2 separate regions of the Homo sapiens genome follow, and region 2 is linked to region 1. The links are chromatin loops, found by intact Hi-C in ENCODE. Cell type or tissue: Panc1. All regions are shown on one strand. Links, peaks and the distances in the headings refer to the core of each region. The heading gives the core; the rest is flanking DNA.

Evidence for each region. Peaks named below come from ENCODE experiments on the same cell type or tissue, not always from the same donor. Only the 100,000 strongest peaks of a DNase experiment are listed, where the experiment ranks them.
Region 2: a loop joins it to region 1, with 3 times the contacts of the local background. A loop is called at or near these places in 85 of 110 quality-filtered maps.

The regions. Positions count from the first base shown.
Region 1 is chr6:13,332,759-13,345,425 of GRCh38, forward strand. No RefSeq gene overlaps it. Among named protein-coding and RNA genes, the nearest start is that of TBC1D7-LOC100130357, 11 kb to the left of the region's middle. RefSeq lists a silencer at 5,329-5,438. In Panc1, for the core only: a CTCF peak has its summit at 3,909 (motif pointing right); a DNase peak (open chromatin) is centred at 3,913; H3K27me3 peaks cover 425 bases.
Region 2 is chr6:12,903,694-12,919,617 of GRCh38, forward strand. All of the region lies in intron 4 of PHACTR1 (phosphatase and actin regulator 1), which reads left to right. Among named protein-coding and RNA genes, the nearest start is that of PHACTR1, 190 kb to the left of the region's middle. In Panc1, for the core only: CTCF peaks have their summits at 7,846 and 8,048; no DNase peak of the experiment used is centred there.

The DNA.
Region 1 (12,667 bases), core at 337-8,336:
GTTACAGAGAGGAGACATTGGTTCACCTGTCAAAACGGGTGGCATATGTCTTACGTACATGTGATTATAGACTTCCAATACTGTCCTGGTATATAGAAACCTCTGGCTACAGCCATAGGTTTCCTAGTGCGTATGGGGTCATTTAACAAATAATGATTCCGTTAACCACTGATACTTGTCTGACCTCGGCCCTGTCTTCTCTTTTGCATGAATCTTTGATAGTTCTAGTGTCAAAACAGTAGGTACAGTCAGCGGGGTAGAAAAGCAAACTCTATTTTCAGTGAAACTAGAAAATAATATGTCAAGTAGGTGGAGAAGTTTCCAAAAGCAGTGGAAACCAAGCAGGGCACGTGTAGGAAAAGGCAGAGAACGAGAGAGAGGTCCAAAGCTACAGATCTCAGAAATAGCCAGCAAAACACACACTTCTCAAAGGTGAGGGGTTTACCTTGAGAAGCAATATGTATTTCTGTTGTGTGCCATCTTGGGAATAGAACAACCAGGCTGGTGACAAGGGCATCTCACAACCAAGTTAGATTCTGTGATGCAAAAAACAGGTCACTCTTCTAAAGATAACAATGATCAAATCTGGACGAAATATAAAAAACAAGTACTTGCAGGTGTTTTAGTGTAACCGAGAGCAGGTGGATTCTTGTGGGGTGTTGAGCTTTGGAAGAATGGAACAGCACCAGGTAAGCTTCCCATTTTCAAAGCCACTGGTGGGCTCACCCCTTGGCCCTGGGGGTGTGGTGGTTGTTTGCAGGGGCTGTGCCTGAAGCATGGGCCTGCGGTCTGGGGTACCTGTACACATGCACAGGAACTCCCAATCATGGAGGTGGAGGCAAGAGGAGAAGGAGGGCGATGGAACTGGTAGAAAGTGAACAGTTTCCGTATTCCCTTCTCTTCTGTATTGTGGAACGGTATGTATAGATTGGTATTGTCTCTTCCTTGAATGTTTGGTAGAATACACCAATGAAACTATCTGGGTCTAGAGTTTTCTTTGTGAGAAGGTTTTAAACTTTACATGCAATTTCTTCAATAGATAGAGGCTATTCAGGAGATCTGTTTCTTCTTTATTAAGATTTGGTAGTTTAGGGCTGGGCGCGGTGGCTCACGCTTGTAATCCTAGCATTTTGGGAGGCCGAGGTTGTTGGATCACTTGAGATCAGGAGTTCGAGACCAGCCTGGCCAACATGGTGAAACCCCGTCTATACTAAAAATTTAAAAAGTTAGCCAGGCATGGTGGCAGTTGCCTGTAATCCCAGCTACTCAGGAGGCTGAGGTGGGAGAATTGCTTGAACCCGGGAGACGGAGGTTGCAGTGAGCTGAGATGGCACCATTGCCCTCCAGCCTGGGCGACGAGAGCAAAACTCCATCTCAAAAAAAAAAAAAAAAAAAAAAAGATTTGGTAGTTTAGGTCTCTGAAGAAATGTTTCTATTTCATTTAAGTTTTTAAAAGTATTACATTAAATTCAGGAACACAATACATTGTTATTAACTTTAGTCACCATTATGGACAATAGAACTCTTAAACTTATTCCTGCTGTCTAAAATTTTTTACCCTTTGACCAACATCTCTCTAACACCTACCCACCCCAGCCCCTAATAACCTCCATTCTGCTCACTGCTTCTATTAGTTCAATGTTTTGAGATTCCACATATAAATGAGATCATGCAATATTTCTCTTTCTGGGCCTGGCTTATTTCACTCAACATAATAAGTCCTCCAGGTTTATCCATGTTACTGCAAATGGCAGGATTTCCTTCTTTTTAAAGGCTGTACATATATGTACCACATTTTCTTTACCCATGAATATACCCATGATTGGGATATTTCTCACACTGTGAGCTTAGGAAAACTTCATTCCTAAACAGTGGTTGGGATTGTGCCTCCACCAACTGACAGTAGATGTTTATCCATTAATCTCTTGCTGTACACTTGAGTTGTTTCATGCATTGGCTATTGTAATTAATGCTGCAATGGAGATAGGAGTGCAGACAGCTCTTCAGCATACTGGTTTCCATTTCTGTGGATATATACCCAGTAGTGGATTGCTGGGTCATATGATAGTAGAAAAAATTTTAAGAAGAAATATGCCCAAGTAACAATGCATTTGATAAGCGCAACCCAGGTAAGACACAAGAAATGTCATAGAAGTTAAGGTACTCCCTGGAGTGTTTAGAGAAGGCACTATATAGGAAATAGCATTTGAGCTGTGCAGTGAATAATTTTTATAGAAAAGAGTGCCTTTTCAACACAAGAAAGAGCAATCACTAAAACGCAAAGGCAGGAAATGACAATGTGTATGTGGATGATGGGAGCCAGCCTGGCAGCTGTGTTGGGGTCATGAGAGATAAGGCTTGGAGCTGGCAGGGTGGGTTGCAGGAGGCCCAAGGAGCGTGGGCCAAGCATGGGCTGTGGAGAGATGACTCAGAGCAGAGAGAGCCTTTGAACAATGGATTTCCATGACCTGTAAAAGGGAGAGGCTTGGAGGCAGGAGTGCCTCTCTCGAGGTGCTAAAAGCTTTTGCAGAGGGTGGGAGGGGTTGGTTTGAGCCACTGAGAGGACTTGAAAAAAGAGAGGTCACAGCTACTGGGGGCCTTAAGTCTCTGGGAAACTGGGGTACAGAAAACCAAAATGAGAAAGTCAGAGAAGAGTAGCTTTGAGAATTGGCCATGCCGGGCGCGGTGGCTCATGCCTGTTATCCCAGCACTTTGGGAGGCCAAGGCGGGCGGATCACAAGGTCAGGAGATCGAGACCATCCCGGCTAAAATGGTGAAACCCTGTTTCTACTAAAAATACAAAAAATTAGCCGGGCGTGGTGGCGGGTGCCTGTAGTCCCAGCTACTTGGGAGTCTGAGGCAGGAGAATGGTGTGAACCTGGGAGGCGGAGCTTGCAGTGAGCAGAGATCGCGCCACTGCATTCCAGCCTGGGCGACAGAGCGAGACTCCGTCTCAAAAAAAAAAAAAAAAAAAGGAGAGAATTGGCCATGTTCAGAAGCCTGCTTGAGGTAACATAGAGCAACGTTTGATGTCCAGGCATAGTGGCTCATCCCAGCATGCTTTGGGAGGCCAAGGTGGGAGGATCACTTGAAGCCAGGAGTTTGAGATCAGCCTGAACAACAGAGACTCTGTCTCTACAAAAAATAAAAAATTTAGCTGGGTATGGTGGTTGGTTACATGGCTGTAGTCCCAGCTGCTTGGGAGGCTGAGGCAGGAGGATTGCTTGAGCCCAGGAGTTCCAGGTTACAGTGAGCTATGCTTGTGCCACTAACACTTCAGCCTGGGTGACAAAACAAGACTGTCTGTAAAATAATAATAGAATTTTTTTTAAAGGAAAATAAAAAATATTCCATGAAAATGTCCAGAAATAGTTATAGATTATAAAAATGCAGTGCTATTATGTTAAAGTCACTGTGAAAAATGAATTCTGGGATATTCAATGAAATCCTAAACAAAGTCCATACAGGTTGAGCACCCCTAATCTGAAAATTGGAAATCTGAAATGCTACAAAATCCAAAACTTTTTGAGCACTGACATGATGTCACCAGTGGAAAATATTACACCTGACCTCATGCAATGGGTTGCAGTCAAAACATAGCCAAAACTTTGTTTCATGCACAAAATTATTTAAAATATTATATAAAATTACCTTCAGGCTATGTGGACAAGGTGTATATGAAACATAAATGAATTTCATGTTTAGACTTGGGTCTCATCCCCAAGATAACTCACTGTGTATACACAAATAATCCAAAATCTTAAAAAATCCCAAATCCAAGACACACTTTGTCGCAAGCATTTTAGATACGGGATACTCAACCTATATTGCTAATTCCCCCCAGATGAGGTTAGATTTTGCTGGTCTTGTGGCAGAAACTCGGCTTGGTGTAATTCTCAATGGCAGCAGCAGAGGGCAGCAGCAGTAGACGGTTGGGATACTCCTCACACCGAGTTAAGGGAAACTTCATTCCTTTATGAGGTTTGGGATTCTGCCTCCACCCACTGACGGTAGATGTTTCCAGATGCTGGGGAAGAGACGACTGGCCCTGGCTTGCCAAGTAAACCGCAGTTTCATCTACACCTTCCAGATGGAAATACTGAGCAAAGCAACAGGGATCGCCTTATTCCACGAAGCAAAAAGAATAATAATAGGCCTAGCACGGTGGCTCACGCCTGTAATCCTAGCACTTTGGGAGGCCGAGGCGGGCGGATTGTCTGAGGTCAGGAGTTCGAGATCAACCTGGGCAACACGGTGAAACCCCGTCTCTACTAAAAATGCAAAAAATTCGCCGGGCATAGCGGCGTATGCCTGTAGTCCCAGCTGCTCAGGAGGCTGAGGCAGGAGAATTGCTTGAACCCAGGAGGCGGAGGTTGCAGTGAGCTGACATGGTGCCACTGCACTCCAGCCTGGGTGACAGAGCGAGACTTGTCTCCAGAAAAAAAAAAAAGAAGAAGAATTAAAGGCATTGAGTGCCTATTCTTCTAAGAGCTGCATGCATATTATGCCATTTAATTGTCTTAAGAATCTGGCATTATTATTACCATCCACATTTTATTGTAAATGAGTTTAAGTGGAAGCAACTTATAAATGGTTGCTATCTGGCTCCTGAGTCCATTGGTTTAATTAACCCTTCCACTGTATTACCTGTCTACAAAGTTTTGTTATTCGAGTGTGTATACGTGCACACATGCTCTCTGGTGCACAGAGAGTTTTTGTTAGCTTATTTAGATTTTGGGGAAAGGTGAAGAATTTATGCGTGTTTTCATCTCTTCTTTTTTTTTTTTTTTTTGAGACAGATCCTCGCTCTGTCGCCCAGGCTGGATTGCAATGGTGCAATCTTGGCTGACTGCAACCTCTGCCTCCCAGGTTCAAGTTATTCTCCTGTCTCAGCCTCCTGAGTAGCTGGGATTACAGCTGCCCGCCACCATGCCCAGCTAATTTTTGTATTTTTAGTAGAGACAGAGTTTCACCATGTTGGCCAGGCTTGTCTTGAACTCCTGACCTCAGGTGATCCACCCGCCTCAGCCTCCCAAAGTGCTGGGATTACAGTCACGAGCCACTGCACCCAGTCTTCATCTCTTCTTTTAAACCAAAACACTGTAAGGCGTGAACAACATACTTTGCTGGAGCAGTGCTCTTTCAAGTGCGGTCCCCTCTCTGGTGCTGTCCATGAGCTGTTGGTCAGGGGCCTGTGAGATAAGTACAGAAATCGAGAGCATTTAGATACTTTGATAGCAGTTTGACAGATTCATTTTATGTCTGTTGAATCTCATTATGAGCTTGTATTTTATATGTCTTTTTCATTTGGTTTTTCTAGTAACTTGTGGCTAGTTCCTTGCCCACAGGATTGCTCAAGAAGCACTGCAGTTGAGTTTATAACACACATGTAAAAGTCTAGAGGATTTTAGATAGTTCCTTTCACAGGGGAAACGAAACCCAGCACAATTATTAAGACATGGAGGGTTGCTCCTCTAAATCCTCCAACAGCTTCACTGATTGTCAAGATTAAAATACAATAAAGAGGGAGAAAGTGGCAGAGAGGGAGGAATGGGAGAAGAGGAACTTGAGGAGGGACAGTCTTGACAACTCTCGCGGGAGGACTTGGGCTACGTCACTGCGATGAGTACAGGAAAAGCACAAAATTAAAAAGAAGCAAATGGAATAAGGAATACTTTTTCTAAAAGAAAACCAAAACAAAACCCTGCTCTTAGATATGACTGCTGCACCTTTTGCATACACATTTGATACAGCAAATGATCCTGAAGTCCCTGTACTAGGCCAGGCTTCCACATTGATTTATTCCATTCACTCATACAAATCAATACTTGATTTTCAACAAGCTGCAAGTCAGAAGTCGCCATTGAGGGTGGGGTGAGGTGGCTCACACCTGTAATCCCAGCATTTGGGAAGCCAAGGCAGGCAGATTACTTGAGCTCAGGAGTTCAAGACCAGCCTGGGCAACATAGAGAAACCCAGTCTCTACAAAAAATACAAAAAATTGCCTGGGCATGGTGGCGCACACCTGTGGTCCCAGCTATTCAGGAGGCTGAGATGGGAGGATTGCTTGAGCCCAGGAGGCCAAGGCTGCAATAAGCTGTGGTTGTGCCATTGCACTCCAACTTGGGCAACAGAGTGACACCCTGTCTCAAAGAAACAAAAAAAAGTCACAATTTAGGAATAAGAAGAAAAAAAGTTCTTTTAGGAGAAGTAGCATGTCTTAGGGAAAAACAAAAATCAAAACAATAAAGGAACTTGTCACGGCAAATGAAAAATTTTAAAATGGGAGGGAGAGTTTGTTAGAGTGAAGGAGTCAGGGGAAGCAGCATTGTTTGTTCATGTGCAGGCGCGCGCTTTCTCTGAAGATATAAACTGAAAAATGACTGGCTCGGTTTTGACTCTGGAGTACTTCCTTAGTGCACAGAGATAAAGGAGATGTCCAACTATATAATATGATTTGCCAGGCAGTCTTACCCAGTTGCCCCAAATCTTTCTTCCCTGCCCCTCCTCTGTATTTAATACCATTTCCTTGGCTTAAGGCTCTCTCCACTATTAAAAAGCCAAAGGAAGGAGTAATACATTCAACCAAATGGATCATTTGGTATGAGTTTACCAGATCCTCTCCAGAGAGCTTGATTTGATAAGAAGGATAGAGGGGACTGGAGGGGGCTCTGGACATTCCTTCTTCAGCAAACATTTGAGTCCCTACATGCCAAGCACTGGGAACTCACGCCCCCACCCTCAAGGAGCTTGTGATCTACTGAAAGAGACGTGAGTGAATCCAGAAAACCATGCGGAGATCCAGCGCTTTTGTGTGCACAGTAGGTGGTTACATAAGGGTTAGAGAAGAATGCATTCAGACTGTGAGAGGTAGTAGAATATGAGAAAGAATTAACTCGCTAATGCATACATGGGGGATTTCAGAGCAATGGGAAGCCATTGCTCAGATAATGCCAGGAGGTGGTACAACTGGAATAAAAATAGGAACCTGAGACCCTGCACACCAGCCAGTCTTGGGGGTGTGGACACGAAGCCCGGGATGATGTCAGGCTGTTCTGATTTGGTTCCCATTGGAGCCTATTAAGACTGATTAAGGACTGTTCACTTTGGAAAATCACATTTTGACTTCTATCCCTTCACAATTCAGCTCAAAACCAATGCTTAATTCAAGTTCAAGTCAGACTTAGCTCCCTCCAAATTAGTCATTGTCATTTTCATGACATAAAACTGCATTTTGGCAACAGGGCACAGACACATTCCACCTCCTCAATGTGCTAGTTAAGCAAAATACTAACTTCTCAATGCCTCATTTGTCTTTTCTGTAGAATGGGCATATTGGCACTACTTGCCTCACAAGGTTATCATGAGGATTAAAATAAATAAACCCATAAAGCACCTATGATTACTTTGATTGCTAATCCACGGCCGATGGTTTGATGACCTGAGGGGCTGTTGGGGTGGGAAGGCCTCTTCTCTCACTGCGCATAAGAAGGGCTGGGATGAGAGGGTTGAAGGGAAGAAGTAGCATGTGAACACCTGAATGGGTCTGCAGAGAGAGCTTGGAGCCACTGACAGAGGGACGGAACAAAGGTGCTCCCAGATCAGAAGCAGGCACTTGAGAAGAGGCTTCAGTAGAAGCACAAGCTTTTAACAGGAAGAGAAAGCAAATTTCTTCAGGCGTATAGGAAGCTGGCAGGAGGTGTGGCCACGGAACACCGTCCTCTGTTGAGGATGCAGAGCTAGATCTTCAATATTCACCTAATGTTTCTCGAGCTCCCACTATGTTCCAGGGGCTTTTCTAAGTGCTTGGGTATGTCCAAATGCATACATAAAACATCCCTACCCTATGGAGGATAGGGATATATAGTCTAGTGGGGCAAACAGGCAACAGACAATGGATATAATAAATAAGGACATTTATTTTTCAGAAAGAAAAGAGTTGACAAGGGAAATGCTGATTGGGTATTTGGGGGTGAGGTTGCATGTCTATTTATTTCAGGAATGACAAGGGGACCAGTATTGAACTGGAGCCACAAAAGGACAGAGTAGACGTGTGGTGGCAGAAGGGTTACAGGGTGGGAGAGAGAAGTTAGATCACTTTGGTCACTGTGAGCACTTTGGCCTTTTCTTTAAGTGAAATGTGGAGTTTTAAGCAGAGAATTGATATAATATGACTCATATTTTCAAAGAACTGCATTTGTTACTATGTTGAAAATAGATGTCAGGGCACATGGGAAGAAACAGAGACAGAGAGGTATTCCTGCAATTCAAGCAAGGGATCATGACGATGACCAGGACCAGGGGGACAGCAGTGGGTGGAGTGACAAGTAGTGGGATTATAGATATATGTTTAAGGTAGAGCCAATAGGCGTTCCCCACAATTTACAGGTGGGGTGTGAGAGAAGATGGGAGTCAACTGTGACCTCTTTTATCGAACCTAAGCAGCCAGAAGAACGGGGAAAGGTGTACATAGAGCAGGCATGGACTTGGTGCTTCTGAGATTATAAGACATCCAGTAGAAATGTCAAGTAGATGGCTGGTCCCAACTCTGGAGTACACCAGTTATCAATTAACTGCCTCTCACCTCCAGATCCACCTTTCATTATCTGGTCTGTGGAAATGGAGCTGGGCCATGTAAATATCTTGACTTTGCCCTCTGGAATGATGTGAAAGTTTCTCAGCAGAGTGCACTGGAGGGATGCTGCAGGAGGAAAGGCTTCTCTTCCCAATCCTGGTGAATGCTTCGTGGCAGGCCCCTACAGTGTGCATAGTGTGTGCAGCACCCAAGTCCTACAGTGAGCTGCAGCCACTACCTGGCAGCTGGCAGCATAAGACACCTCTTATGGTTGGCTTCCCTCCATACCTTTGCAGCAAGTTCCGAAGCACAGCACCAATCAGCAGACTTTGCAGCAAGTTCCAAGGTGTAGCACCAACCAACAGGCAGCTCCCCCAGCACCAGAGAGGGCCGATTCTCAGTAACATCAGTGTAGCAGCTCAGCAAACCTTTCCACCTTCCCATGAGCCACAGCTGCACCCTTTCCAATAAGGTCTGGATTTCAGCCCTAGAGTATGAGTGGAGGTCCTCCTCTTCCAGATTTGTTCTCTTCTTGAACACTCTATCTCAGCCTTATAGATGGCAGAAGCTCCCTTTATCTATTTATGTATCCTTTGGCATTTTCTTTACCGATTGCTAGCCCATCATCCATTACTCCAGTCCCCCATTATAATTATATTAAACTGTTCCTGTGCAAACTACTCTGTGGCTTTTGCCTCCTGAGTGGACCCTGGCTGATATCTGGGGTTCAGCAGAGAGCTTCAGACAGAATGTATATCCTTGGGAGCTGTCAGCAAATAAAGGCGTGTGGAGCCATGAGATTACTAATGGAGTGGACAGATGGAGGAGGAGAAAAAATAGACGCCAACATTAAAAGATCAGGGAGAAAATGAGGAATTTGCATAAATGACAGGGAAGGGGCCACCGTAAGGTAGGAGGAAAATCAAGAGATTTTTCTGGCAACCAAGTTTAAAAAGTGTATCAGGGAGGGAGTGATCCACCATGTCAAAGTTTGCTGATATATCAAGTAAAAGTTCTGAGAGATGACAATGGGACGTCATTGTGACCTTGACAAGATCAGTGAGGAAGAAGACCGATGGAGATGTTTTTAAGAGAGAATGGAAAGGGAAGAATTGAGACAGAGACCTTCAGAAATTCTTTTGAGAAGTTTTGTTGCAAAGAAAAGCAAATAAATGGGTAGTAGCTGGGTATGGGGGGCATTAGGAGGTAGTGCCAAGAGGAAGAAGCAGCACGTTTCTGAGATTATGAAAATGGTCTGGTAGCGAAGGAATAATTGCTGATTTGGCAAGAAGGGGGAGAAATGCTGGAGCCTCATTTTTGAATAGAGGATGGTTGGCCTAGAGTCAGGAGTGCAAGTGAAGGGATGATACACAGGGCCTTCGAGGTCTCCCCAAGGGCCAGATTGAAACAACCAAAGAAAAAGTTGGGCTTATCCATAGGTGGAGACAGCCTAGACAAAGGGAAGTGTGACTTGGGAATGGAGCAGAATTGCCAGGAAGCCATGCCCTCCAAGCCAACTACAGCTACTGACCAGGCAGCTTAGCCAAGGAGAGCATGCCCTGTGAGTGCCCGTCTTCATGCTTTGGTGAACAGGGAGAGAATGAGACCTAGAGAATGAAGACTTGGAGAATGAGTACGGACTCCAGAACAGATCACTGGGATTGAATTGCAACTCTGCTCTCACAAGCTCTATGACAAAGGATAAAAACAATACAAAACAAAACAAAAACTTAATTTCTTTCTATTTCACTTATAAAGAATGATCTTGATAATTATTATACATGCACCACAGGCCGTTGTGAGGATTAAATGAGTTAAGTATCTAAAACATGTACAACAGTAGCTGACACTATATAAATAATGAGCACTAGATCATACCAGTTAGTATTTTTAATGTTGCTTTTCCCTTAGTTTTAGTTTCCTTTTTCTTTGTTTTTTGTTTGTTTGTTTTTTGTTTTTTTTTTTGAGATGGAGTCTTGCTCTTGTCGCTCAGGCTGGAGTGCAGTGGTGCGATCTTGGCTCACTGCAACCTCTGCTTCCCGGGTTCAAGCGATTCTCCTGCCTCAGCCTCCTGACTAGCTGGGATTACAGGTTTGCACCAAGATACTCGGCTAATTTTTGTATTTTTAGGAGAGATGGGGTTTCATCATGTTGGCCAGGCTGATCTCGAACTCCTGACCTCAAGTGATCCACCCGCCTTGGCCTCCGAAAGTGCTGGGATTACAGGCGTGAGCCACTGCACCCGGCCTAGTTTCCTTTTTCAAAAATGTCTTATTTGAATTAAAAAAAAAATTTTTGTAAGAGGGATATATCCATTTCTATTCTAGGATTGCTGAAGTTGGGTCTTTAGGGAGTGATCTAAATGGAAAGTCAAGTATGGTAGCAACTGAGAACGTGGAAGTTTAGGTCAAAGTGGCCCAGAGTGGGGAAACCTCTCATGGGTATAATAGGGTGACATGGTTTGGATCTGTGTCCCCACCCAAATCTCATATCGAATTGTAACCCGCAGTGTTGGAGGTGGGGGCCTGGTGGGAGGTGACTAGATCATGGGGGCAGTTTCTCATGAATGGGTTACACCATCCCCTCGATGCTGTTCTCATGATAGTGAGTGAGTGAATTATCGTGAGATCTGGCTGTTTAAAAGTGTGTAGCACTTCCCCACTCCCTCTCTTCCTCCTACCCCAGGCTTCTGAGGTGCCTCGCTCCCCCTTTGCCTTCCTCATGGTTGAAGGCTTCCTGAGGCCTCCCCAGAAGCAGATGCCTGTATGCCTCCTGTACAGCCTGCAGAACCGTGAGCCAAGTCAGCCTCTTTTCTCAGCCTCCCCTGCAGGTCGTCGTGACCACGAGACTAAGTCTTGGTCAAAGGATGGGAAAGGGATGTTTTATGTGAAACTTTGGGGTCATACTCTTCAAGGGAAGGGACACTCCCTTCTTTTTCCTGATGGCTAGAATACAATCACAGGGGTGAGCCATTCAGAACCATCCAGACAAAGATGACTCCATAGGAAAAATGGGACAACCAGATAGGTAAGTCCAACCCCCGGCAGCTCGTCAGAACAGCCGCCATTCTAGCTTCTCCTGCTGCATGAAGGAGAAGGAGACCTGTATCTTGATTACGTTTCTATTACTTTGAGACTCTGTTTTATGCAACCAAACTTATATCCAAAAAAAATTGATTTCCATAAAAATATCCCTGCAGGACCACTTATTTGAATGCCATGAAACCCCTAGAACAGAGATGTGAGCAGATGTAAACGTGCCAATCTTACGTTCATAGGAAAGTGCAGCTGCAGAGGGCAGAGAGCCCAGCTCTTTGCCAATTAAGAAAAACAGACTTCATGAGAGGCCCTGCTGCCCCAATCCTGGGCACCTTTGGCCTTCTGGTCCTGTTACGTTCATTCTTGATCTTATCCTCCTCTCCCTTCTTCATTGAGAAACGTATACTTTCTTCGTTGTTCTACTCAAGCCTAAACCATCTTGCCACCATCCCACCTTCAGAATGCCTGCAACACAATCTAGTTCCTCAGTTCTTTGTTTGTTTGTTTGTTTGAGACGGAGTCTCACTCTGTTGACAGCCTGGAGTGCAGTGATACAATCTCAGCTCACCGCAACCTCCGCCTCTTGGGTTCAAGTGATTCTCCTGTCTCAGCCTCCCTAGTAGCTGGGACTACAGGTGTGTGTCACCACGCCCAGCTAATTTTTTGTATTTTTAGTAGAGACAGGGTTTCACCATGTTGGCCAGGATGGTCTCGATCGCTTGACCTCGTGATCCGCCCACCTCAGCCTCCCAAAGTGCTGGGATTACAGGCATGAGCCACCGCACCCAGCCATTCCTCAGTTCTTATACTTGACTCAATTATCCTGAGTTTAAATCAGAGGAAACTCAACTCTGGTCTCCTGAAAAACTTTCAACTCATTTCTTCCTCTGCATCTTCTCACTATTCTGGATTTGGATTCCTCTGGTGCATAGTTCCCAGAAGGGCCCCAAAATTATTTCCTAAACCAACAGACATTTTTTTTCCTAATACACGTTCGCCCTATCTTCCTCTCCCCACAAACATGTATTAGGCTCTTATTTATTCTCTTCCAGGG
Region 2 (15,924 bases), core at 4,829-12,828, 420 kb before region 1:
AATATGTCTATGCCCTTGAGATCATATAAAAATAGCTTAAAATCATTGGCCATAGTTATATTTTCCACGAGCTGAGTTTTAAAATATGTATAAAGTCTGTGGTAAATTAAGAGAGATTTCAGCCTACTAACAATTCCTAAACCATTCTAAATGGGTCAGGAATTCAACTGGGATATCTATGATTTTTTTGTTTCTTCTTATTTCCTGATAATGCCATATGTTTTATAATTTAGCATCTTATTAAGGAGGTGAGAGCCTTAAAACTTTTAAAGTCAATTCCTGTTTTTAACTATTAAAAATAATTTTTAGTGGAGAGTTTGCTTATTATTATTTTGACACAATGCCTGCATTCATTTTAAGATTTAGGGGATTACTGAGCTATTCTTTTACATATCTCCAGCATATCATGCAGCATCTGGAACAGAGAAGACATTTTCATTTATGTTTATTAAATAACCAAAACATACATATGAATTAACAAATAAACTATATATAAAGGCAATAGTTAGGGCTTTCTTTTAGCATTTCCTTTTGTCTTTAAACTAGTCTCTTTTATAGAAACTACTCATTACGGCCGGGTGCAGTGGCTCATGCCTGTAACCCCAGCAATATAGGAGGCTCTGAGGTCAGGAGTTCAAGACCAGCCTGCCCAACATGGTGAAACCCCATCTCTACTAAAAATACAAAAAAAATAGCCAGGCGTGGTGGCAGGTGCCTGTAATCCCAGCTACTTGGGAGCCTGAGGCAGGAGAATTGCTTGAACCCGGGAGGCGGAGGTTGTGGTGAGCTGAGATCTTCCCACTGCACTCCAGCCTGGGCAGCAAGAGCAAAACTCCATCTCAAAAAAAAAAAAAAAAGTGAAGAAAGAACAGAAACTACTCATTACAGTAGTTTACTTGCCGTAAGAATCACATCAAACATTAAACCTTTCCACCTTCATTTTCCTAACACCTCTTTGACTTGGGGAAGGATAAATGACTCTTTACCTGCAGGGTGAACCAGCTACATACCCCGAGGCACTGACCCGGACTCAGTCTAGCACAATCAGAACCCCATCCAACCAGCCTAATATGTCATGTAAAGGGCACGGTCTGACTTCTGAGAGAGGTGGATCTCAATCTCATCGCTGCTGCTTCTTAATCCCTTTGAGCCTCAATTTCTTTTTGTATATAAAGGGAACAATAGTGATTTTGTTGAGATGAGGTATGCAAAGTCCCTGGCATGCAGTGAGCACTCAGCAATAAGTGCTATTTATTGGGCCAGGATTCCAACTAGTTTCATAAAAATAGCAGGAAAGTCCAGTGGAAAGCCCACTTGATGGTAGGGGAGGCTTCTACCCACCAACTAATTCCATGTTTCTCAACCCTGCACTGAACGTCAAAATCACCTGGGGAACTTTTGAAAAATTATGATGCCTGGTCCCAACCCCATGGAGCCTGGCTTAAATGGGGACAAGATAGCTATAGATTTTTAAAGTTTCTCCAGGGGATTCTAATGACCACCCAGGGTGGAAAAGCATGGAGCTAACGGGGTGCAGGACCAGTGTCCTCATAGGAAGTCAAAGGTTTGGTGGTAAACAACCACTGAAGCACATTTTCAAGGTAAGATCCATTGGAATGTATATTCCTGTCCTTAAACTCAAACTAGTTTAAAGTGATGGGTATCTTTTAATAAGACCTTCAGCGCTGGTTCTAGAGCTGCCTGTTCCCATACTATGTGTCTAATCAGCAGCCATATATTCATTTAAGTACAAAATTTGTCGAACACATCCTATATGCTAGGAACTGTGCTATTCTTCTGGGGTCCAGAACTGAGGGTGACACGGTCTTTGCTGTCATTTCCGGTCTAGTGAAGGAGATAGAGGAGAGTGACAGTTCTATGTGACAGACAGCAGGAGAGGGATAACTAAAACAGGCTCAGGAGGGAGAGGGCATGACAGCACATCCAGAGAAGGTGATGACAAGGAATTAACCAGGCAGAGAAGAGAGGTCCAAAGACAGGATTTTGGTGGCTTGAGTGAGGAGTATTTGCCAGTTTCATGTAACAACCATAAATTCATATTGCTTTATATTTAACTTATCAGTTTAAGTCAGTGGGCACCTTTTATACATTTAAGATGATATTAGGATAGTAGGGGCTTAGAATATTCCTACGTGGCAACATCTCATTAATTAAATTTCCTGGGATGTATGTGTGACAGTGTCCCAACATAGCATAGTAAAGAGGTTGAATGAATAACTTTTAGTATTGCTTCTAACTATTTTAAAGTTCTAGAACAGAAGTGGAATGGTTTTGCAAGTTGCCTTTCTCTCACTTTATTTCTGCTTTTCTATTTATGTAATAGACTAATTAAGGCACATTTTGTGTGTCTGTCATTGTCTATATATGAGATAGTCAGATTCATGGAAATGTCACTTGTGGTCTGAGTGTAAAATGAAATCTCTGGTAGTTGGCCTATTGACAGCTCTGGTTTTCACCAGTTAGAATGACTTAAAAATATATTACTTCTTATGCTCAGTGGCATTCGACTATAGAATTACTGCAATCTAGGGATTTGGGAGGGATATCAAAACATTTCAGAATTGATACTTGGCTTACAATACATATAAATTATGTGTTTCTATTTTCTCATTTCCTATGATCATAGAGCTAGAGTGCTCAAGGGGTCAGCCTTTTCTCCCTCCAAAAACCTCATGTTTAAAGATGCTTTCAGAGCTTTCAATGAAAAGTGCTCTTGATAATAAACTAAAATATTTCCTTCTCTCAGATCATCTGTATGTTTTTAGCTTTGAGAACTAAAAAGCACTATTCAATGCAGAGTATGAAATCAGTCAGTATTCTCTCCTTTAAAATCCAAAATTAACTAAAAATAAATAAATACATAAAAGGAGAATTTTTTGGCTCTAGGGATAGTACTAGCTCAGGCAAGGATGAACACAGACCCTTAAGTGTCATCATGACCCTTTCTATGTGTCTCCATCTCTTGGTTCTGTTGTCTTCGTTTTCTAGCAGGATCTTTCTACACAGAGGAAACTGAATACACTTCATGACCTTTGAATGGGAAACCCACTCTCAGTGAAGCTTTCCAGTCCCCCAAAAGAACTCCAATTGGCTCTGGTTGGGTCACGTGTCCACTCTGGATCAATGATTACATTTAGAGAAATTAGGCTTTCTGATTGACACTTGGCTCGACCACTGTGATTGGACAGCACACTTGAAGGATGGACCCATCAGAACCACATGAAGAGGCACAGAGTAGTTCCCTGAGAAAGGAATTGAGGCAGATAAACTAAGAGTTGGCCAATACTGGTAATCATGTTATTATAAGGTTTCTCTATTTCCTCCTTCAAATTTTTAATATTTCCACTAGATAAAAATGAAGATCTAATTTAAAATATTAACTAGATTCTATAGTTGGCATTTCCTCTTTTTAAAGTCCTTTCAGCTACTGACATATTTCCCTTCAATGAACAATTGGCTTTTTCCGTTACATTACAAAATTCTCTTTGGTTAGTCAACTGTCTGGGCAACTCTTAGAAGCTCATATTACTAGTGCATCAGAAAAATAATTATAGTTTAAAGTAGAAATAAGTTAACCAAACCTAATCAGCTTGAGGTTTTTATTTCTCCAGAGAACCAGATAAGGGAAGAAGGAGAGAAGTTTGAAAATCATGAGCAATTTCACTTATGTGCTCTCCACTATATAAGACTTCTATGAATAGTTGCTAGTGTCTTTTATTTCTATGTAGTTATTGCAATTTGAAAGCATTCATTTCCACTCAAGGAGCCTCTAACAAGGTAGAACTACTTGTGGAGGTCATTTTGATCTAAGGTTGGTCCTCAGTTTTGAAGATCTAGAAATTTCATTAATTTTTCCCCAGTACATTCAAACATGATCACTGTCTCCAAATCAGCCTGGTACCAAATTCACAGAAGGAACCTGGACATCTTTCTTGAAGAAGAAGGAGTGGGTACTAATTCAGGATATTAGAAGAGTAGAACCATAGTCTAGGTTGGAGTTTGTGAGGGCCTCTATACACCAGAGGCAAAGGGGTTAAATAAGAGAGATGAGAGTGGAAGGTGTTAAGAAGATAGAATTGGGATGGCTTGGTCACTATTAAAGTTTGTGAGCTTTCAAGAAAGATGTCCAGGTTCCTTCCATGAGTTTTGTTCTACCTTGTTAGAGGCTCCTTGAGGCCTTTTCTTACGATGCAGAGTGGTAGTATAATGGAACATCAATGTCATGTTTTAATTATTATTTCACAATATAAAAAGACAACCTGTGTGTCCATCTATGTGATTCTTGAATAATTCCCACAAAATCTCCAGCTTAGCCTATGTAGCTGTGAGACATTCACCAACTAACTCAAGAGACAGCTTATTCTTTTTTTGAACAGTTGACATTTAGGGATGTTCTTCTTTATATTGATCTAATATCTATCTCACTATGCCTTCCATCCATCAACCAAGAATCGCACCTGGGCCTGGTAGAACAAGCCCAAATCCTTTCTCATAGGACAACCCTTCAAATTCTTCAAGATCGTTATCGAGTTCCCCTTCATCTTTGCTTCTCCAGACCAAACTTTTCCTGTTTTACTTTATGAGTTTATGTAAAGAAAATAAACCGAAATTAAAAATAGAATTGGACAATAATATGGAGACTGCCTATTATAGATGAAGCAGTGAGCTCAGTCCCAGGGATAAATAGGATGGAAAGCTTGGTGGCTGTCCCTAACGCATTCACAGTCTAGTGAAGAAGCCAGTGCATACGTGGAAAGAATAATAAAATGTGCTAAGTGCAGTTGCAGAGATTTAAAAAAAAAAAAGGGTGCTGTGCAAATATGATGGAGGAGACAATTCTGCCTGCAGCAGTCAAGGAATGTCTGGCAAAGGAGGTGAAGTGTGAGCTGAATCTTGAAAGGCAGATAAGAATGGGGCAGGTGACTATGGCATGGAGCTGGGTGGGGAAGTGGGGCCAGCCTCTGTGTGGTCCTCCACAAAGAGGGAGCACAGGCACATGCAAAGGTTAAGAACAGTGTGCTCATGGAACTGCAGGTCAGCCGGGTGCTGGATGCCCAAGCGGTAGGAGGAACAGGAGGAAGGAGATGACCCATGGCAGGCAGGAAGCCGCACATCTCCTTGTAGGTCCTTGTAGGTTTGCTTGACAACATGAGAACCGCTTTCCTGCTAGCCATAAAGAACCACTGGATGATTTTAAGCCTAGAAATGATACCGTCAAATTTCAATTTAGCAAAATGCATCAGGTGGCTGCATAGAGAGAAGAAGATGGCATGAGGAGACGGTGGGGGGAAACAGAAATGATCAGTGCATAGCAGTACTTAGGCAATGGAGGTGGAGAGGCAAGGTGAGGACCCACATTGTCACAGAGGTGAAGTCTCCAGGACTCCTCAGTACTTGAGTGGATGTGAGTGAAACAAATGGTCAGGAAGATTAAAAACAAAATTTTTTTTCTTAAAGACTCCAACTTTTTCAGTCATTTCATGTCATACTCTTGCCCATCTCCCCACCATTTGGTTACATGTTGATGGAAACTAGTGACCCTTCTCCCACAATTTCACTGCAACCTATTCTTCCTTGTGGTGCAGTGATCTTGCAATAATAACGATGTCACTATTTACATTGTGGTGCCGTCTTAAACTGCAATTAATTCACAGTTCCAGGCTATTAGGAACTATTGTCATAACAGCTATGGCTTCCTTTATCTGCAAATGCTGAGTTGTGAGATGTATAATTATATGCGGGAGTAATTGGTTTTAAATTTATTTTTGTAATTACACTAATTGAACATGGATGTGAATTTAAAAATATGAAGGGCATGGCATCGAGCCGGATGCGGTGTCTTCATAAGAGGTAGATGAAAGAAATGATTGTTATGAGTAGGTGAAAACAACCTTGCTCATTTGTAAAAGTGCAGTGTAAATACAATGGCCCATGTATCCCCTCCAGGTTGAATGCCAGTGTAGTACAGTTGCCAAGTGGAGTCTTCATGAGAGTTCATTTGAAACTGGACCAATGCCTAAATCAAGGGGAGAGCATCCTGGCTGCTGCTGTGACTTAAGATCGGCAGCATTCCCTTGGACCTCCCCCATGAATATTTGAAATTTCCCTAGAAGACATGCCCAGTAGCGTCTAAGCTCACCACTCTTGCATACCCAGGGCTTACGATTCCCACTATTCTTCAACTTCTAACAAACAACCATTGGTGATCTCTCCAAGCCCCACATTCGAAGATCCCAGTTGCCTTCAGTATCTGTCCAGCCCTGCCCTGGCAAACTCCGCAGCCTTCGCCTGGTGGTGGCAGTGAGTTCTAGAGAACAGAGCTGCTTAATCTCCCTTGGCTCAGCTCCTTTATATGAGCCCATCTGCTCTTCAATTCTGTGTAGATCAGAGCCAAGTCCAGGCTTTGTATAAAACACTTGGGGCCCCAGACCAGCCAAGAGGGAGGAGTAGGCAGGTTTTCTGCTGCACATCTTCCTAGACGAGCTCTACTGTATAAGCTGATAGACCAAGGATTATATCAGGCCCTTTAGTGTATCTATCAGCAGCAATGTGCCATAACCACTGAAACTCTAATAATGGCCCCCCAGGATGCATTTGTCTCCCACTTGCCAGTTCATGTCTTATAAAACCTTAGGTGTCTAGTGATAGGTGTCCAAGCATAATCGTAGGAGGATACCAGGCCAATGAGAATTGGCAGACTCATGCACTAACAAAATGCATATAGTACTTGTTTTGAAAAATAGGAAAAGAAAATCTGCTTGATCAAATTCTTTTTTTCTCTAGGAAAATGTATTGCTAAGAAAAACAAACAGGCTTTACCAAGTGAAAATAAATACCTTCAACTTTTTCCTCTTTAAGTAAATTAGGAAACAGTAACCAAGGATCCAGTTGCAGCTTTGTTCATCAGCACCATGAGCACGTACATATTATTATTGACAGAAGTCCCCTTTTGTCAGTAATAGCCGCCGTCTACTGGATGCCCACTATGAGCAGGCCATTCTCTAATCTTCCACATAGTCATGAAGATGGGCATTTTCCCATTTTGCAGATGAGAAAACTAAGGTGCAAAGACAGGTTAAGTGGCAAAGCCTGGATCTGAATCAGATCTGGCTGGCTCTGCTGCACTATGGCAGTTCAGCAAGTGAGTCTCTGGGAACCTTAGAGATGGGAAGATGGGACATGTACACATAGAACTGTGGCGCATGGTGTCATGTGGCAGGCATCCCAAGGGTGGCAAAGTGGCATAGGAGCTCAGAGGGAAACACCATTTCTGACTGGCATGAAAGCTCAGTTTGGCTGGCAAAGGGGCTGCATGGAGATGGTGAGGAACAGTCCCCAAGGTGTCCAATCACAACCTCACAAACAGTTTGCAAGCCAATCCCCTACAACACTTAACAAAGCTGTGCAAAACTGGTGCTCAGGAAATCCCTGTTGACTTAGAAGGCTCACTACCTTTCATTTCCTGACTTCCCATGTTGTGGATTCTGCCTAGCCATAGATCTCATGGCCATATGTGATTTCCAAACTCTTTGTAGGTTCGTTTCAATTTTCTGTGTTTCTTCTAGTTTCTGCAGAAATCGACATTGGGGGCTTTGTGTTTCAGAAATCAACATTGGGGTTTTGTGTCTTCCAAAAAAAAAGAAAGAAAGAGAATTAGAATATATATCACACCATATCTTACTTTGGAAAAGAATCCCCAGAGGAAAATACACTTTTAAAAATATTGCATATCCTTTATCTTAGCTGGTGAGAAAGTCTAGCTTTTCTGTGAACTTGCCAGAGAGCTGGTAAGTAAAAACAATTTCTGAATAAAATGCTTGCAATACTGAGGTGTCTGCTAGAGGGCAACATATGTTAAATAATAATGTGGCTGTTTTTCTGCAGGATGGCACAAAGATTATCTAGTTCAAAAGCAAAGTCCAGAGCCTATGATACTCAAATGATTTTTTGTTTAAAAAAAAAATCCAGGGTGACCGCTGGCGTCTCAGCTGAAAACCAGCAGCCTTTGCAGTTTTGCTATCTTTCAGGGGGTTTATAATGGATACATTTATAAGTGCCTTTGTACCCTTTCCAAAGAGCTTTACAAAATAATCTCATTGTCATTTAAAGTAGCTAAGTCTTCTCCACCACCAACTGTGAAATCCTCTCCAGAAAGCTCTATTAACTTTATTACCTGAAAACAAATCAATCAAAGAGGAAGGTGAAAGGAAAATACATCATTTAGGACAGAGAGACATGTGATGAGTGTTGTACCTCAAAGCTGCATTTTATTTATTTATTTGTTTGTTTGTTTATTTATTTGAGACGGAATCTCGCTCTGTCACCCAGGCTGGAGTGCAGTGGTGAGATCTCGGCTCACTGCAACCTCCGCCTCCCAGGTTCAAGTGATTCTCCGGCCTCAGCCTCTCGAGTAGCTGGAATTACAGGCATGCACCACCATGCCTGGCTAATTTTTTTGTATTTTTAATAGAGACGGGATTTTGCCATGTTGGCCAGGCTGGTCTTGAACTCCTGACCTCAGGTGATCCACCCACCTTGTCCTCCCAAAGTGCTGGGATTACAGGCATGAGCCACCGTGCTTGGCCCAAAACAGCATTTAATCTCAAGAGCAGACAAGGGTAGGCCCCCAGGGGACCCTATTTGTAACACTAATCAGAGGGCCTATGTTGGTAATTTTTTCCATTATCTGTGGTGCCCACATCATGTTATCCAAAGAGAGACTCCGTTGTCCAGTTTTGAAAAGGTTTTTCTGGCTGGTAATTTTAGTGCATACCTCTAAAGTGAAGCTATGCTTGGTATAAAAGTAAACATGCAAGGGATGTAGATGTTACTCACGTTGGGCCTGTTTCCCCCATGCCTTCCACTCCCCCACCCTGATAGCATACCTTTGCTGAGGAATAGGTTTGTTTCATCCTCATTTATCTAAGAAATGAAGGTTCTAAAAAATTGGCTTGTAGGCTGGGCGCAATGGCTCATGCCTGTAATCCCATCACTTTGGGAGGCTGAGGCAGGCAGATTGCTTGAGCCCAGGAGTTCGAAATTAGCCAGGGCAATATGGCAAAACCCCATCTCTACTAAAAATACAAAAAATTAGCCAGGTGTGGTGGTGCGTGCCTGTAGCCCCAGCTACTCAAGAGGCTGAGGTGGGAGGATCACCTGAGCCCCAGAGGCCAAGGCTGCAGTGAGCTGAGATTATGCCACTGCACTCCAGCCTGGGCAACTGGAATGAGACCCTGTCTCAAAACAAACAAACAAAAACCTGGCTTTTAAAGCCATCATAAATATATTTTGTAGGAGGGATTTGTCATGCCTGAAAAAGCTTCATACCTGTTCCCCTATCTCCCAGCATGCATACTTTAGCAATATCCGATCAGAAACCAAGTTTCCTACAGAAAAACCCAAGGTAGACATACAACCAAAACATTTTAAATTGTTCCCATCTGATAAAAGCACAAAGGATGATGTCTCCTTGGAAAGAGATCATGCAGAATATGGAACAGCACTGGCTCCAGAGGTCATCAGGTGACTAGCCTGTGAGGCTAGGCTGTCAGGCAAATTGGCCGTGAGCTCTCACTGTGTCCCAAGAGCACTTAAAATGTCAAAACCTTCACTCAAATTTTAGCACACAAAGTCCCACGACCCCGTTGCTGCAAATCCAAAGAGCCATATGACAGTTAGGCACTGGGCAACCTTGAACTTGGTAGGACTGATTAAACGCTAACAGCTTCCATCTGAGACCATGTCTCCCCAGGAAATGTCCGAATGGATAAAACTGTTCTCAAATCATATAGGGGCTCCCAGCTGACTCCAGAGGCCCACCCTGCATGCTCTCTAGTACGAGAGAACTCCTTAGAGGTGGGATGATTTTTCTGGTATCCTTATCAAACTCCAGCTCTGGAGTAGCATAATGCATCGCACATTTATCTCAGCCCCTCTCAAAATCAGAGAGGATCTCAGGGCCTCAAATCCTGAGAGGTCTGATGATTTTTGTGGCCCAGAATCATCAGCAGCTGAGCTGCAAACCTTTGGGCATGTTTCATGATGAAGAAGAGGAAGCGATATCCCAGGTGTTCCTGAATAACAAACACGTCACTGTTCACAAACAGGAGGTGGTCACAGAGGTGACCTGTTTACACCCTACTCATTTTTGACACTTTTGAAGATGTTGTTTCTGGGAACAACCTGAAGCAGACTCTGAAGACACTCAATTCCACTGAGTGGTCTGAGACAACTTCTTTTCTTTTCTTTTTCTTTTTTTGTTTTTTTGTTTTTTGATAAGGAGTCTTGCTGTGTTGCCAGGCTGGAGTGCAGTGGCGCAATTTCAGCTTACTGCTACCTCCGCCTCCCAGATTCAAGCAATTCTCCTGCCTCAGCCTCCCAGGTAGCTGGGATTACAGGCACAAGCCTCCCAGGTAGCTGGGATTACAAGCACATGCCACCATGCCCAGCTAATTTTTGTATTTGTAGTAGAGACGGGGTTTCACCATGTTGGCCAGGATGGTCTCAATCTCTTGACCTTGTGATCTGCCTGCCTCAGCCTCCCAAAGTGCTGGGATTACAGATATGAGCCACTGCTCCCAACAGAGGCAACTTCTTCTTCCAGCTTCTGCTAGGTCTCCTCCTACCTCTGAGTCTGCTCCTTCTCACCTCTTTTGCTGGCTCCTTCACTCTGCCTAGTCCTTAAACTTGGGGAATCCTAAGGATTCCATTCTTGACCTCGCTTAGCTCTGAAACTGTATGTCCGCACTTCACTTCAGCTACTATAGATGCGCTGAAGACATCTGTATCACCAACCTGAGTTCTACATTCTTGCCCTAATCACTTATTTGATTTCTCCGCCTGGAGGTCCTACACACACCTTAAATGTAGCAATTGCAAATATGAATTCATTCTCTTTACCACCAAAAGATTTTCCTCCTTCTCAGTCTCAATAAGGACCACCATCCACTCAGTTGCTCTCTCAGGGGGAGCAATCAGGAGACAGAAATCACACGGTCAACTGAAAAAAAGGAACAATATTAAAAAAAATCATTAAACTATGACAGTGGAGTAACTATAAAGAGGACTCTTAAGGGCAGTCTAGAGCTAAGGAAAAGTAGGCAAGTCAGGACAAATTTGGAACTGGGACCCCTCCTAAGGACTGAGGTTCAGGTCCACTGGAGAAAGTGTCCTTGAAGTCCACTGGATGATGGAGAATTTGGCTGAGTTGTCCACACCAGAGCTGATCAACAGTCACTCGGCAGCAGGAACTGGCCCTCTGTGATGAAGGTGAGCCTAGGTTGATGGGCAGTTCACAAGGGAGTTGGAGCTCAAGTCCTGGAGTATGTCTTGTCTGCATAAAGACGGCTTCAGCAATGTGATGCCAGGGCAAGCCAGAGCAGTGAGGTGACCAAGGGACTGCATATTCTGGGTGTGCAGCTGGGGAGCCTTTGGATGTCCACACACACACACATCTGCACCACCAGAGTGAGAGCAAGAAAATGCAAAACTCAGCATCAAAACCAGGAGGAGCCAGGGGCAGTGGCTCACGCCTGTAATCCCAGCATTTTGGGAGGCCAAGGCAGGTGGATCACTTTGAGCTCAGGAGTTCGAGATTAGCCTGGGCAACATGGCAAAACCCTGTCTCTACTAAAAATACAAAAATCAGTAGGGCAAGGTGATGTGCACCTGTAATCTCAGATACTTGGGAGGCTGAGGCAGGAGAATCGCTTGAACCCAGGAGGCAGAGGTTGCACTGGGCTGAGATCACTCCACTGCACTCCAGCCTGGGTGATAGAGTGAAACTCTCTCTCAAAAAAAAAAAAAAGAAAAAAAAAAAAAACAGGAGGAGAAGTGCCCTTCTTCCTGCAATGTCCCTCCAGTACCCTCCATGGACATAGTAGAAGAGAAATGCTTAGAGTCCAGTTTACTATCACAGAGCAGGTACTAAGAGGTGAATTTGGAGCTGAGCTATAATAAATCTGACCAGCACAGTTGCCCAAACTAAACTCCTTCCTACTCACTCCTCATAGTTAGTTGCCAAATCTTGCTAACAACTTAGCAGATAAATGTCTCTAGAATTGAACCCATCTGCTTCGTCACCCCTACCACCTCTGAGTTAGTTCATCCTCTTCTTTGCTCTCACATGGACTTTGGCCACAGCCTCATGACTGGTTGTCCTGCCACCAGTACATTCTCATTCCAGCCCCATACCTGCATGACTACTAGGTAGCTTCCTAAAATAACAAAATTATCTTTATTATGCCCTTGATTGAAAACCTCTGGTACCTGATCAGCTAGTGCGAGATGTTAATACCAGGCAAAACTGTGCGTGGAGAAAAGGGTAATACATGGGTATCTCTGTAATGCGTGGCAAAAAGGGTAATACATTGGTATCTCTGCCTGCTCAGTTTTCCATAAGCCTAAAACTGCTCCAAAAACTAGTTTATTAACTTAAAACGAAACAAAACCACCCTCCCTCTATGACTTCCCTTTTCCAAACTCCTCATCTTCGCAGCAGGTTACTCACAATCTTCATGTCTGTGCAGCCTCATCTTTCAGTTCCCATCAGACTGAATTTCTCATACAAAACCCTGAATTTCCACAGCTCTACTTCAAACCAACTCACCGCCCTTGTGTGGAATACCCTTCCTTGCTTTTCTCCAGTGGAAAACTTCTATTTGTCCTTCAATTTCCACCTCAGATGTCAATTCTTATTAAAATCTTTCCAGCCAGCTAGTTATTTTTCTCTCTCTGCTCTCATTTTATGTCTTAAGATACAATATTTTAAATGACTTGTTTACACGTCAGGCTTTGTCAGTGTTTATACACTAGAGGGCATGGACTGTTTTTTTTTTTTTTTTTGACAATTTATCCCCAGCACCTAGTACAGAGTAGGCATTCTGTATATGTCTGTTGAATGATGAATGGATGAATGATGAAAAGAGCACCAGCAGCCCATATGACAAATTTATTGCCATGTCTCTGCAGTTGGGAGAGCAACATCATTTAGATGGTCAGGATACCTATCTTGTAGGAGACAAAAATAGATCAAAATTAAAATGCTAGATCTTCCAATATGTGCACCCTTAATATAAAGCATAATGTTGACACTCACTAAATTTTCATTTGCTAACTCAAAATGATTAATAACTAATAAATCTCAGGAGAATTGGATATTTCTGGGCCCGGGCTCTTGAGTAGAATAAATTGTCAAAGTGATGAATGACTAATGTTTTTTTACTTTCAACATATCAGCATTCAAGGATACTGTAGTGCTTCACTCATGCTCACTCAGAAATCCAAACGACTTCTAGTTGAAGGATACTATTACCTTTTTAAGGTTGGTTGTAGCAGAGGTGAGCTGTGATTATAACTGTGGCTTCCAAAGCAAGTGTGCCAGCCTCCAAGTTCAATGCTGCACTTGGATTCTTCACTTAATCTTCATATTGGCTTAATCAATGATGTTTTCCATGGCTGGGGACAGTTTTTCAAGTTGTACACCAGTTTATGTTTTTCAGATCAGCCTCTCTATTATAGTGAGGGTGCTAATAAGTGTTGTTGAGTGAAGTTGTCACAAGACTTGTAGCATAGCCTGGATTTTTCTCTAGCCAGTTAACATCTCAGGATGGCCTTGCTTGGGATGGGGTGGAGCCTAGCTCCAGATCTTCAGTTTAGGTTGACCCTCAACAGGGATCATGCCATCTCGGAAGCATTCATGTTCATGTTGTGCTTGCTCCCTTTGGTCAACCCCAAGTAGAGTCATAAATGACAAGCAGGCCAGGCGCAGTGGCTCACACCTATAATCCCAGTGCTTTGGGAGTCTGAGGTGGGAGGATTACTTGAAGCCAGGAGTTTGAGACAAGCCTGGGCAACAAAATGAGGCCCTGTCTGTAAACAAGTTAAAAATAAAAATTAGCCAGGTGGCATCATGAGCCTATCGTCCCAGCTATTCAGGAGACAGAGGTAGGAGGTTTGCTTGAGCCCAGGAGTTTGAGATTACAGTGAATTACGACTGTGCCACTACACTCCAGCCTGGGCAACAGCAAGACCCCATCCATAACTAAATAAAAATGAACAAATGAACAAACAAAGGAAAAGCAGCTCAAACCGAGAGGTGAATATCGCCCCTCATGTCAATACTGACTCTCACTGAGTTGTACTCAGGAACTCAGAACTCGGGAATTTAGGGTGACTGGAAATTCAGGCACCACTATTCTGATTGTGCACTAAACACAGAATGCAATTCGTGTTCAATGGTAACTAAAAAGAACCACAAAAATGCTATCCTGCCTTCTATGATGTGGAGCTTTGGCACCATTCATAGTGATATGAAACAGATACAATGACAACAGGAATGGCGTGTCACTCTTAGCTTTCATCCTGTGCTCTCCCATGCTGTGTTATTCCCAGGCAAACAAAAGCATTGCACCATGGATCACCTTTATAAGTCATTCCAGGTAACCATCCCTATAAAGAGCCACAAATATATTTCCACCAGACAGGACTTGCCTTAGGTTGAAGGCTGGCTATTTGGCCCACTCGCAAATCTCCTTGACACTTTCCTCCTCATCTAGGAATCATCAGAGTTCTGGGGAAACACTAGGCTGACATTTTAAAATTTCCATTACTCTTTTTGAACAGTCTAGAGTTAATTTTTATGCTGTAGCCAATGTAATCACACACACATATCCGTATACTTCAAATTGCAAACACAATTTTGTTTTATACTTAATTGCATCTCTACCTAGTGAAAGGACTTGAGCACACATTGGCAGCGCATTTATAATCGTGTTTGTTGACATTACTTCTGTTGTCGTACATAAAATTAGCCATGTGTTGTGAGAGATGCCATCGTTATCATTGTTTCATTAGCATGTAGAGGTTGTCTGTTCGTATTTTTAAACATTCATTAATTTGATGTGATGTCATTCTGAGCATAAAACAATGTGTTATATGTCATAGGTGATTAAGCTCCCTAAATCTTGCCTCATCATATAAAATCACTAGCCAGTGCCTAAAACCATTGCGACACATTATAAATCTAAAGATAGAATCAAAAAGCACAATCCCAGCCAGACCCCTAGAAGTGGACCAGGTGTCTATTGGTGAAAGAGACCATTTGAATATAATTTGCACTCAAATGGAAACAACCATTCGTTCAGATCACCTGAGCTTTAACTTTGACCTTTTAGTGGTAGTCCAGGAACAAGAAAAAGTTGCGAAATTTCTTTGATTTTTAAAATGCAGTTGTTTTATAGGGCTCACCACTGGCTTTGTAAAGACTTTTTATTTTTAATTTTTTTTGAAATAGAGATGGAGACGGAGTTTTGCCATGTTGCCCAGGCTGGTCTCGAACTCCTGAGCTCAAGTGATCCACTTGCCTCAGCCTCCCAAAGTCCTGGGATTACAGGCATGAGCTACTGCATGCACCCAGCCTGTAAAGACTTTTTTTATTTTTATTTTTTGAGATGGAGTCTCACTCTATTGCCCAGGCTGGAGTGCAATGGTGCAATCTTGGCTCACTGCAACCTCTGACTCCCAGGTTCAAGTGATTCTCCTGCCTCAGCCTCCCGAGTAGCTGGGACTACAGGCACGCACCACCATGTCCAGCTAATTTTTGTAGTTTTAGTAGAGACGGGGTTTCACCATGTTGGCCAGGCTAGTCTCAAACTCCTGATCGCGTGATCTGCCTGCCTCGGCCTCCCAAAGTGCTGGGAGTACAGGCATGAGCCACCGTGCCCGGCCTATAAAGACTTTTAAGGAAAAAAAGAAACACAATCACATTGGATGTGCACACTGGTACTAAGATCCTACAGGATCCCTGCAATCTAGAAGTTGTGTTTCAGAATCAAGGAAATATGATCAATATTTTACCCAAGTGCCTTCCAAAACTTAGAATTAACTTTCTCATGCAAAAGGTTC